2 separate regions of the Homo sapiens genome follow, and region 1 is linked to region 2. A link is an interaction called in ENCODE POLR2A ChIA-PET data of the cell type or tissue named here. Cell type or tissue: OCI-LY7. All regions are shown on one strand.

Region 1 (5,000 bases), 1.0 Mb after region 2:
GGTGCAAGAACCTGCTTAACACTTTCCTTGTCTTTATGGTAATCACTCCCCAGTAGGAGTGCTGGCAGGGGCTGCTTACATGACAGGATCTCCAGAGATTACCCAGCCCAAGAACTTCCTTTGAAAATCAGAGCCTAAATGTGAAGCGTTGAGCCCAAGGTCAAACAGCTCATCTATTGCAGAACCAGATCTTGGCATAGTCTTTCTTCTAGTCCCAGAGGCAGCCTTCCCTTATGCGACAGCTTTTCCAAGGGTTATGCTGGTTATGTAACTAGACTACTCAGGGTTCCAACACCAATCGCCTCATAGGAGTTCTGTACTCAGGCAGTTATTGCCTGCTCCTGTGTGAATAAGATCAGATTACCTTTGCTCCAGGAAATCACTCCGATCCAAGGAGATGGTGCTGTGGAGCGATTAAGAGCATGTGACACTAATGTCTGAATGCCTCACTTTCAAGCCAGCACAGCCTCTTATTCTTGGGCAAGCTGCCTAGCCTCTCCATGCCTCAGTTTGCTCATATGAAAAATGGGGGCAAATTAACCAAACTATGTTACAATAATTAAATGAGGTAATTATTCTAATGCACCTACCGCAGGGTCTGGCACATTATAAGGATGTGTTAAAGGTTGGTTATTGTTGTTGTCGTCATTGTCATTGTCATCATCATCATGAATTACATTGTTTTTCCTTTGCTGGGAATTGAACCAGGGAGAGAAAGCAGGGCTGGTTCATTTTCTCCCACCAGCATGAGCCAGAGGAGGCGCTTCCCTTGGGGACATAAGCAATAAACTCCAATCAATGGTTAATTCAGGTTCTGCTTGAGTTTAAAGGCAGGTATAGAAATGTATAAATTCAGCATACTTAACTTTGGTAATAAAAATTAAGAAAAACTCTATTTTTTAAGAGCAAAGTACCAGCCCACATCTCTAAACTAACTTTTCTCTTTTATAAGACCATTTTAACTGTTTCTGCTAGGTAATGATCATTTAATCAAGGGCATAAAAAGATAAATAAATTGTGGGTACTGCCTTCAAGGAGGCTTTCTTAAATATTTATTTTTTAATTGACAAATAATAAGTGTACATATGCATGGGGCACATAGCGATGTTTTGATACATCAGGGTAATCAGCATATCCATCATCTCAGATATTTATCATTTCTTTGTGTTGGGAACATTCAATATCCTCTTTCTAGCTATTTGAAACTCTATTATTGTTAACTATTGTCATTCTACAGTGGTATAGAACGCTAGAACTTATTCCTCCTATCTAGTTGTAATTTTATGTCCTTTAACAAAACTTTCTGTATGCCCTCCACCTCCCCCTACCCTTCCCAGCCTCTAGTATCCTCTGTTCTACTTTTTACTCCTATGAGATCAACTTTTTTAAGCTTCCACGTATGAATGAGAACATGTGGTGTTTAACTCTCTGTTTTTGGCTTATTTCCGTTAACATAACGTCCTCCAGTTCCAACATCCATGTTGCCATGAATGGCAGGATTTCACTGTTTTTTAATGGCTAAATAGTATTCCATGGTGTGTATATGCTACATTTTCTCTATCTATTCATCTGTTGTTGGACATCTAACTTGATTCCATATCTTGATTATTGCGAATAGTGCTGCAGTAAACATGGGAGTGCGGAGGTCTCTACAAGGAGGCTTTTAAAGGCAGAACTTGCCGCCTTTCTTCCCATTCGCTTGGGTGTCATTCCGTGACAGGTTTGGAATCTTGATAAACTAAATAGAGCCATGGCTGAAATTCTCCTTGTTTCACTAGCCCTCCTGCTTCCTTCCCTGCAGACCACCATTCCTAATGGGATGGTTCCCCAGGCTTCAAGCTCTTCCCAGTTCTCTTTAAGCCCGGTCAGCTGCTTTCTGCTGAAGAGTGGAAGGATACATTCAACATGTTTTTAAATTTTCTGTATCCTGATGCTTTGACACCTGGGGCTGTGCTGATGACCCTGGAGGGACTGCCACTCCCAGGGTTAGCCAATTCCGAGAAACAGTAAATGACTCACGTGGGAGGGCGCACCTTTCCTATGCAAACCAACCGATCCAGTATCCATACCCCCAATCACTTCCTTTATTGGGCCGTCTCTCGGGGCCACCATCCACCTACTCTAATCACCCCAGGGCCAGTAACAGACAACTAGGGACAGTCCCTGTGCCCCAAAGTTCACTGAACTTATTCAAAGGAGCCAATCCTGAGCCTGTTTACCCTGTCTTGCATTACCATTCCTGCAGAAATCACAATAAAGGCTCTTGTCTGCATTTTCCCCTTGCTCCCTCGGGCCCCTGACCAGCCCTGATGCTTCCCCATATGCCCCCACTGCATGACAAGCTGTGCCTCCTGTTTTATACCCATGGGGAACTCTCTAGAATTTCATAGGGAGCTTTTAACAGCCATACCCTAGACCAATTAAATCAGAACCTCTAGGAATGTGACCCAAACTTTAAGTATTTTTTTTAATTCCCCAGGTGATTCGAAAGTGTAGCCAACTTTGAGAATGGGTGCTTTAAAACATCCCCATCGACGTTTTCATAGTACACATTTCTAAGTTAAAAAATCTTTCCCATAGTAATCTCCAATGTCTTCCTTCAAATACTAAAAAATGTGGAGGGTACTTTAACTTAGAATCTTACCCTCTCCCCTATCTGCTGCCACTTATATCTACATTTATGCCTCAATTGCATAATTATCCATGAGGGAGATCAGATTTTGCCAATAAAAAAGATTTTACCCAAGACAGTGAGGAACTTTTGGTGAAGAAGGGGTTAAGATGATAGCCAGCCCAGTTGCATGCTGGGAATTGTAGTACAATAGTAGCGCCCAGCCAGTGAGGTGCTACCAGCTCCGAAGCAGCTCACGGTATCCCTCATTCCACACAGCCCATCAGAGAGGCAGTGTCCAGCAGTGGCTAATGCTGTGGACATCAGAGCCAGGACACCTAATTTCGATACCAGCACCACCTTTCACTAGCTACAGGACCCTGGGCACACGACTTAACCTCCTGACCCTCTGTTTCCTTTTCTGCTAATATAGGGGAAATAATAGTAATATCTATCTAGCCCATGGGATTGTTATGAGGATTAAGTGAGTTAATATGGGTAAAGTGCTTTAGAATGGCAGCTGGCACATAATACGCATTTTATAAGAGTCAGCTTTCATTATTATTACTTCTCAACCCCTTTCTTGGCCCAAGTTCTATTCTCATGGACTATAAAAGGTGAAAATCCCCTGATTCCACAGTTAGAACATGCGAGTTTAGCTGTCCTTGGAGAAAGTATTCATATCTATTTGTCTAAATTGTCTTCTGGTCATTTCTCTTTAAAACCATAAGGTTGAGTTAGGGGCAAGGGCCAATGATATTAGCTATCAGAGCCCAGCACTCCTACCCAAATGAGCATCGCTGGATTTCACCTGCCCAGCCTGTTCTCTCTGCTCTGACAGCAGTACCCAACTTGCTTTTGTGGAACCACCTCTCTCCCACCATGTGCACTCTTGGTGAGATTGCCAGTCAAGGTGCCCCACTTTCCCAGGGCAATGGGCAGGGGTGCCTGACCCAAGATCAGTCCACCATACTCATCTTTTGGGGAGGAACATAAGGATAAGAACAGGTTGGACTGAATTTGCCAGAGGGCATCATCCATTAGCTCCTGCCACATAGATTCCCAAGCTTTCACAAGTTCCTTCATTCTAAATCCTGCTTGGTCAACCCTTCCTTGGATTCTGTGAGTCACTCAATCACCATGGCAACAAGGTCCTTTTACACTTATGTTGGCAGAGTCAGTGTCTGTCACTTGCTACCAAAGAGTCCTAATGACACACTACTGCCAAATAATCTTAAAGATTGGCCCTCAATCCCCTTCCCACTTATTTCCAGTGGAACTATCAGTAGTCCAGTGCCTTTTTTGCAACATTCTTTCCATGTACATCATCACTAATCCTAATATCAACAATGCAGAGATAGTATTGTTATTTTTACTTCCTTGTTGCAAATGAGGCACAGAGAAGCTAATCAACTTTCCTAAGTTCACACAGTCAGTGAAGAACAGAAACAATATTCCGACAGGTCTAATTGCTAACTTCAACCAGTAAGTGAAATTTATTGGAGTCAAGATCACTTCCCTGCCATTTTGGACTCCTGGGTTGGGAAAGGATCTTTAGCATCCTCTCATGCAGTTTTTTTTTCCCTTTCTTTTTCTTTTCTCTTCTTTTTTTTTTTTTGGTTGTAAACTGAAAGAAGCATGATTTATATCACAGCTGTGCCTTCATACACACACAAAGAATGGAAACAAAGGCTTCACAAGGCAATAGTTATCCTTACTGGTGCAATATGCTCCAATTTTGTATTTGAAATGATTTATTTTTCAAATTCTACTTGTACTCACTAGATTGATATTGATGTCCCGATCCACTATCATATCTGACACGCAGCTTTGCAAACCCTGCTCTGTTGAGAAAGCTGCTTAAAATGACACCAGTTTGCATGTCTGAGTGTTTGTAAAAGGAGGCAAGGCCAAGCTTGATCTTCTAAGCCTCCTAATAGTGATTTGTTTACTTGTACAATGTGTGTTTCCTAGGCCACACCAGCCTGAGGGGAAAACTGGGATCATAACCAGGCACATGCTGTTCCTTTCTCACTCTGCTTTCAACAGCTCTTCCAGAACCACCAGAAGCCCCCAGACGAGAACCCCCTTCTGGTCTTTCTGAGGATGTCCAGGGAACACTGTACATGTGCTCCCAAACATCATTCCTTGTCCCTCATTTTCCTTCTCTTCTGCTCTGCCTCCCTGCTGGGATCCTTTCCCAGTGCCTTTGATGTCTGCAGGGCTGTCACTGCTGCTGGGCCACCAAGGCTGAGCTGCTGCTGGTGAAAAATTCCATGACTTTAGTCTGACTCCCAGGCCTGGATGGGAGCATTGTTTGTCTCACCTCTTCAGCAGCCTCTGGTGTCACCACTGTGCATAGTTCCTTATAGCACCTGCATGCCATGCA
Region 2 (5,000 bases):
AAGTGAAAGGTGAAGAAGTCAAAGGGGAGCTTTATTTAGTGTTAGCACAGCTCAGAGGAGACCCACAGTGGGTAGCTCCTCTCTGTAGGCAGGTTGTCCCATGGAGTGTTCAGCTCTCAGCAGAGACGAGGCCCTGGAGAGGGTAGCTCCTCTCCACAGGCGGGTTGTTAAGAGCATCTCTGCTCTCAGCAGAGAGGGTAGCTCTTCTCTGCAGCTAGTCTTGCCATTGTCTCTCCATCCTCTGCCCTCTTCTTGCTGATCCCAGGGCTCAGAGGGGAGGAAGTATGTGTTGATTGGTCCATGGGCAGCCATAGGTGACCTGGAGGAGGCACAAGTCCCCACTCCAGTCTGCGGGACTGGCAGCCCAGCCCCCAGCCTTCAGGCCCTCTCTGGCCTGAAGGTGTGGCCTTACTGGAACCTGCTCCCTTCCCTCCAGGAATCTGTCTGCCTTCTGCTGCCATTCATGACCCCGGGGCTCAGCCCCAACCCTGCTTGGAGATTGGAGCAGGCACTGGGAGAGGAGAGGCCAGGCAATGGGAGCAGACAACCCCAGGCCTGCAGGTATGTTTGGGGAGGGGCCTTCTTGGGCCCCCGCGGGTGCAGGCTGCAGAGATGCCTGGGTCCTGTGCCTGGGAGGGCAGCTGCAGCTGCACTCTGGGAGCTACCACCCCTCCAACTTGGAAGCCTCTTCCTCTGCTTGTCCCTGGCTCCTGCCTGCTCTGTGGAGCAGGAGGCCCAGGTCTACAGCTGCAGGTCCAGGGGCTGCAGTTGCACCCAGGAGGGCAGATCCTGCCTGCTCCTGGCCACCCTCAAGAGTGAGGGGAGGCTTGCGTCCACAGCTGCAGTTTGGGTGCCCGTATCCCCACCCAGGGGGGCAGGGCCCCTGCCTGCTCAGTAGAGCAGGAGGCCTGGGTCTGTGGCCATGGTCAGCTGCCGTCATTGGGATGACAGTCATGAGCCACTAGCCTGACCCTTCCTTCCTCTTCTCACCTTCTGGTAGCTCCTGCAAACTTTGGAATTCCTTGGTTTGTAACTGTGTTACTCAATCTCTGCCTTTATCTGCACATGGCCTTCTCTCCTGTGTCTTTCTGTGTTTTTCCCTTTTTTTTTTTTTTTTTTTGAGACCGAGTCTTGCTCTGTCGCCCAGGTTGGAGTGCAGTGGCTCAGTCTCGGCTCACTGCAAGCTCCGCCTCCCGGGTTCACGCCATTCTCCTGCCTCAGCCTCTGAGTAGCTGGGACTACAGGTGCCTGCCACTGCGCCTGGCTAATTTTTTGTATTTTTAGTAGAGACGGGGTTTCACCGTGGTCTTGATCTCCTGACTTGGTGATTTGCCTGCCTCGGCCTCCCAAAGTGCTGGGATTACAGGCGTGAGCGACCGGTTTTTTCCTTTAAGGACACTAGTCATTAGGTTTAGAGCCCACCCTTATCAAGTATGATCTTACTTTAACTAATTATATCTGCAAAGACTCTATTTTCAAGTAAGGTCACATTTTTAGGTTCAGGATGGACATGAATTTTGGGGGGAACACTTATTCAGCCCACCCTGGTGGCTGTACCATGTCGCATTCCCTCTAGCAATGCCTGAGAGTTATAGTTGTTCCCAATCCTCACAACTTCAGGCTTAGCAACTTTAGGAGATAGAATAGTTTCATGAGAAGTCTCAGGACTGTCTCTCATTGGGCTGCCTTGGCATACATGCGTGTTCATCCTTGAACTTATCGCTACAGCCCAGACATGGAACATGATGGTTGGCCAGGATGTGGTCATATCCCTACTCCTAAAGGTAGGGATGGGGAGGGGTCAGTGCCACATGAATCACGTAAATTGATTGTGGATAAGGGGCTTCCTGGAAGAAAACTAGGGAGATGTTAACAGAAGAAGAGGAACTGAAAGATTGTCAGGTAAAAACAACTAATTTCCTCTACAAATAGGAAAGTGCCTTTTGCAACCGCTCCTTATCAGTTTCCAACAACTGCTGGAATCAAAGCAATTGATTGTTTTCTATGTGCCAGGCACTATGCCACGTGTTTTACATGGCTCCAAGTTCCCCAGCATTCCTCTGGGGAAGATTCCATTACTCTCACCTTTTTTTTTTCTTTTTTTTTTTTGAGGTGGAGTCTCGCTCTGTCACCCAGGCTGGAGTGCAGTGGCATGATTTCTGCTCACCGCAACCTCCACCTCCCAGGTTCAAGCGATTCTCCTGCCTCAGCCTCCTGAGCAGCTGGTATTACAGGCGTCTGCCATCATGCCCAGCTAACTTTTGTATTTTTAGTAGAGACAGGGTTTCACCATGTTGGCCAGGCTGGTCTTGAACGCCTGACTTGAAGTGACCGCCGACCTCGGCCTCCCAAAGTGCTGGGATTACAGGCATGATCCAACGTGGCCGGCTCACCCTTTTTACATGTAGGAAACTAAGACTTGGAGACTTTGGATAACATTGCAAAAGTCATGTAGCTATTAGGGGGTGACCCTGGATCCTGGGCCAGGTCTGCTAACATCAGTGCCCACTATACTGTCCTTGTATTTCTCCCCAGTCTCCCAACCAGCCAGTCTGTCCCTGTCTACCTTGATTTGACCCTTTCATTGACATGCATAATTTCTTGGAGTGGTAACTTTTTTTTTTTTTTTTTTTTTTTAACATTTCAGGGCTTCTCCTAGGGATAACCTCTGCTTCCTGCTGAGTTCTGGATCTAGAGCACAGGCAGGTTTCCTCCCCTTTCTCCTGTAGCTACTGAACTCTGACTTTGTAGTGGTGGAGTGTCTGGGGCCCAAGAGAGATTTCTGTCCTTCACCTGGCAATAGTAGACCGCTAATTTATATCAGAGTGTGTTTCTTGCCCCTCCCCCAGGGGCAGACAGGCACTACCTTGTCCTCAGACAAGGCTCAAAGCATGAATGGGCTTCCCTAGGTATGCCTGCTCCACCCTAAAACCTTGGCAGGTGCTGTAGGGCTGTACCACCAAGGGGGAAGGGTCTCCCAGGCCTACTGTGCTGTTTCCAGTCTTTCTCATGCATGCCGAGTAGAGGCCAGTGGAAAAGGATGGCAAGCAGATGGGGATTTCTCTGTGTCCAGCGTGCTCAGGGCTTCTAAACTGCCATGCTAGCTTATCCTTTGCCGGTAAGAATTTGTTTTCTTCTTATCCAGTTTTCTGATGATTGTCTGTTCTTCCCATTCTCTGCCAAAAGAGGAAACAGCTGGTGTGTCTTGTCCCTTTTTGGAAGGACTTGTGAGCCTTAGGAATTCAGTTCCCTTGATTGCTTTGTATAACAGCGCAATTCGCTGATGGACTAAAACAAAATTATGGTTTTGTATGTCTTATAGGTTATCCATTTTTTAATGTATTTATTTGACACATTGCGGGGTTTTTTTTTGTTTTGTTTTTGAGACAGAGTCTCACTCACTCTGTTACCCAGGCTGGTGCACAGTGGCACAATCTTGGCTCACTGCAACCAACCTCTGCCTCCCGGGTTCAAGCGATTCTCCTTCCTCAGCCTCCCGAGTAGCTGTGATTATAGGTGCCCGCCACTATGCCCAGATAATTTTTGTATTTTTAGTAGAGATGGGGTTTTGCCATGTTGGCCATGCTGGTCTCGAGCTCCCTCCTGACCTTAGGTGATCTGCCCGCTTTGGCCTCTCAAAGTGCTGGGATTACAGGCGTGAGCCACCGCGCCCGGCTGGTTATCCATTTTTCTCTTGTGTATGCCAGCCTCACAGAGTGTGGGATATGAGAAAGAAAGGATCCTAGGGTCGAATAAACTTGAGAAATTTGTCATGTCTTATCCTCTTCTGGATATTTACATGGCACATTCATATCTTAAAGACCCTGAGAATTCCTGCAAAATAGAGAAATACATATATATTGAGATGGAGTCTTGCTCTTGTTGCCCAGGCTGGAGTGCAATGGCACAATCTCGGCTCACTGCAACCTCCGCCTCCCAGGTTCAAGCAATTCTCCTGCCTCAGCCTGTCAAGTAGCTGAGATTACAGGCGTGCACCACCACACCTGGCTAATTTTGTAGTTTTAGTAGAGACGGGGTTTCACCATGTTGGTCAGGGTTGTCTCAAACTCCTGACCTTAGGCAATCCACCAGCCTCGGCCACCCAAAGTGTTGAGATTGCAGGCATGAGCCACCACACTTGGCCTTGAGAAATAAATTTAACTTTGTTTAACAAAGTGTCCCTAAAGTTTGTTTGATCATAGAACCCTTTGCTTGTGTAGCACTCATTATTTCCCTTAGAATTAATATTCTGTGAACACCGTTCGGAAAATAGAGGCTGGATGTTGATGTTTTATTGTCTGGGAACCTGGAACCAAAATAGAAAGCCAGGATCCGTAAAGATAGTAACAGAATTGTTGTGGGTATTTCTAGAACCAAAAGCCATCCTGGAGATTGGGTGGAGGTTCTGGGTGATACCGAGGCACTCAGCAACGGCCTTGGTCAGTAGTCCGTGTTTCATCTTGTATGCTATAACTTCAGAGATGGCCGGGTGTGGTCACTCACTCCTGTAATCCCAGTGCTTTGGGAGGCCGAGGCGGGTGGATCACTTGTGGTCAGGAGTTTGAGACCAGCCTGACCAACATAGCAAAACCTCGTCTCTACTAAAAATCCAAAAATTAGCTGGGCGTGGTGGCAGGCACCTGTAATCCCAGCTACTTGGGAGGCTGAGGCAGGAGAATTGCTTGAACCCGGGAGGCAGAAGTTGCAGTGAGCAGAGATTGCACCACTGCACTCCAGCCTGGACAACAGAGTGAGATTCTATCTCAAAACACAAACAAAAACAAAAACAACAAAAGACTTCAGAAAGGATACCTGGATGAATGAGACACAAAGTCAAAATAAAATGTCTGGAAGTCTCTAGATCATTCCATGGACTCTCCTTTCTGACACACCCATCTCACTCTCTGAAACCAATAAGAAATCTCTTCCTGGCCCCTGTGTTTATATGGCTTGCTCCGATGGCTGGTGCTCACCAACCCTGCTGTGGTTGGGGCAGACCC

What was found. ChIA-PET counts read pairs that join two places held together with the same protein. Peaks named below come from ENCODE experiments on the same cell type or tissue, not always from the same donor. Only the 100,000 strongest peaks of a DNase experiment are listed, where the experiment ranks them.
Region 1: POLR2A ChIA-PET joins it to region 2 with 5 read pairs; 1 of 35 experiments calls an interaction of 5 or more read pairs at or near these places.

What each region holds. Positions count from the first base shown.
Region 1 is chr10:93,749,217-93,754,216 of GRCh38, forward strand. LOC101927013 (a long non-coding RNA gene) reads right to left here. Exons shown (of 3, transcript XR_246160.5): 2 at 591-768. Among named protein-coding and RNA genes, the nearest start is that of LGI1, 6.2 kb to the right of the region's middle. RefSeq lists an enhancer at 1-868. In OCI-LY7, no CTCF peak of the experiment used is centred here; a DNase peak (open chromatin) is centred at 2,825.
Region 2 is chr10:92,714,228-92,719,227 of GRCh38, forward strand. No RefSeq gene overlaps it. Among named protein-coding and RNA genes, the nearest start is that of HHEX, 27 kb to the left of the region's middle. In OCI-LY7, no CTCF peak of the experiment used is centred here; a DNase peak (open chromatin) is centred at 124; H3K27ac peaks cover 692 bases.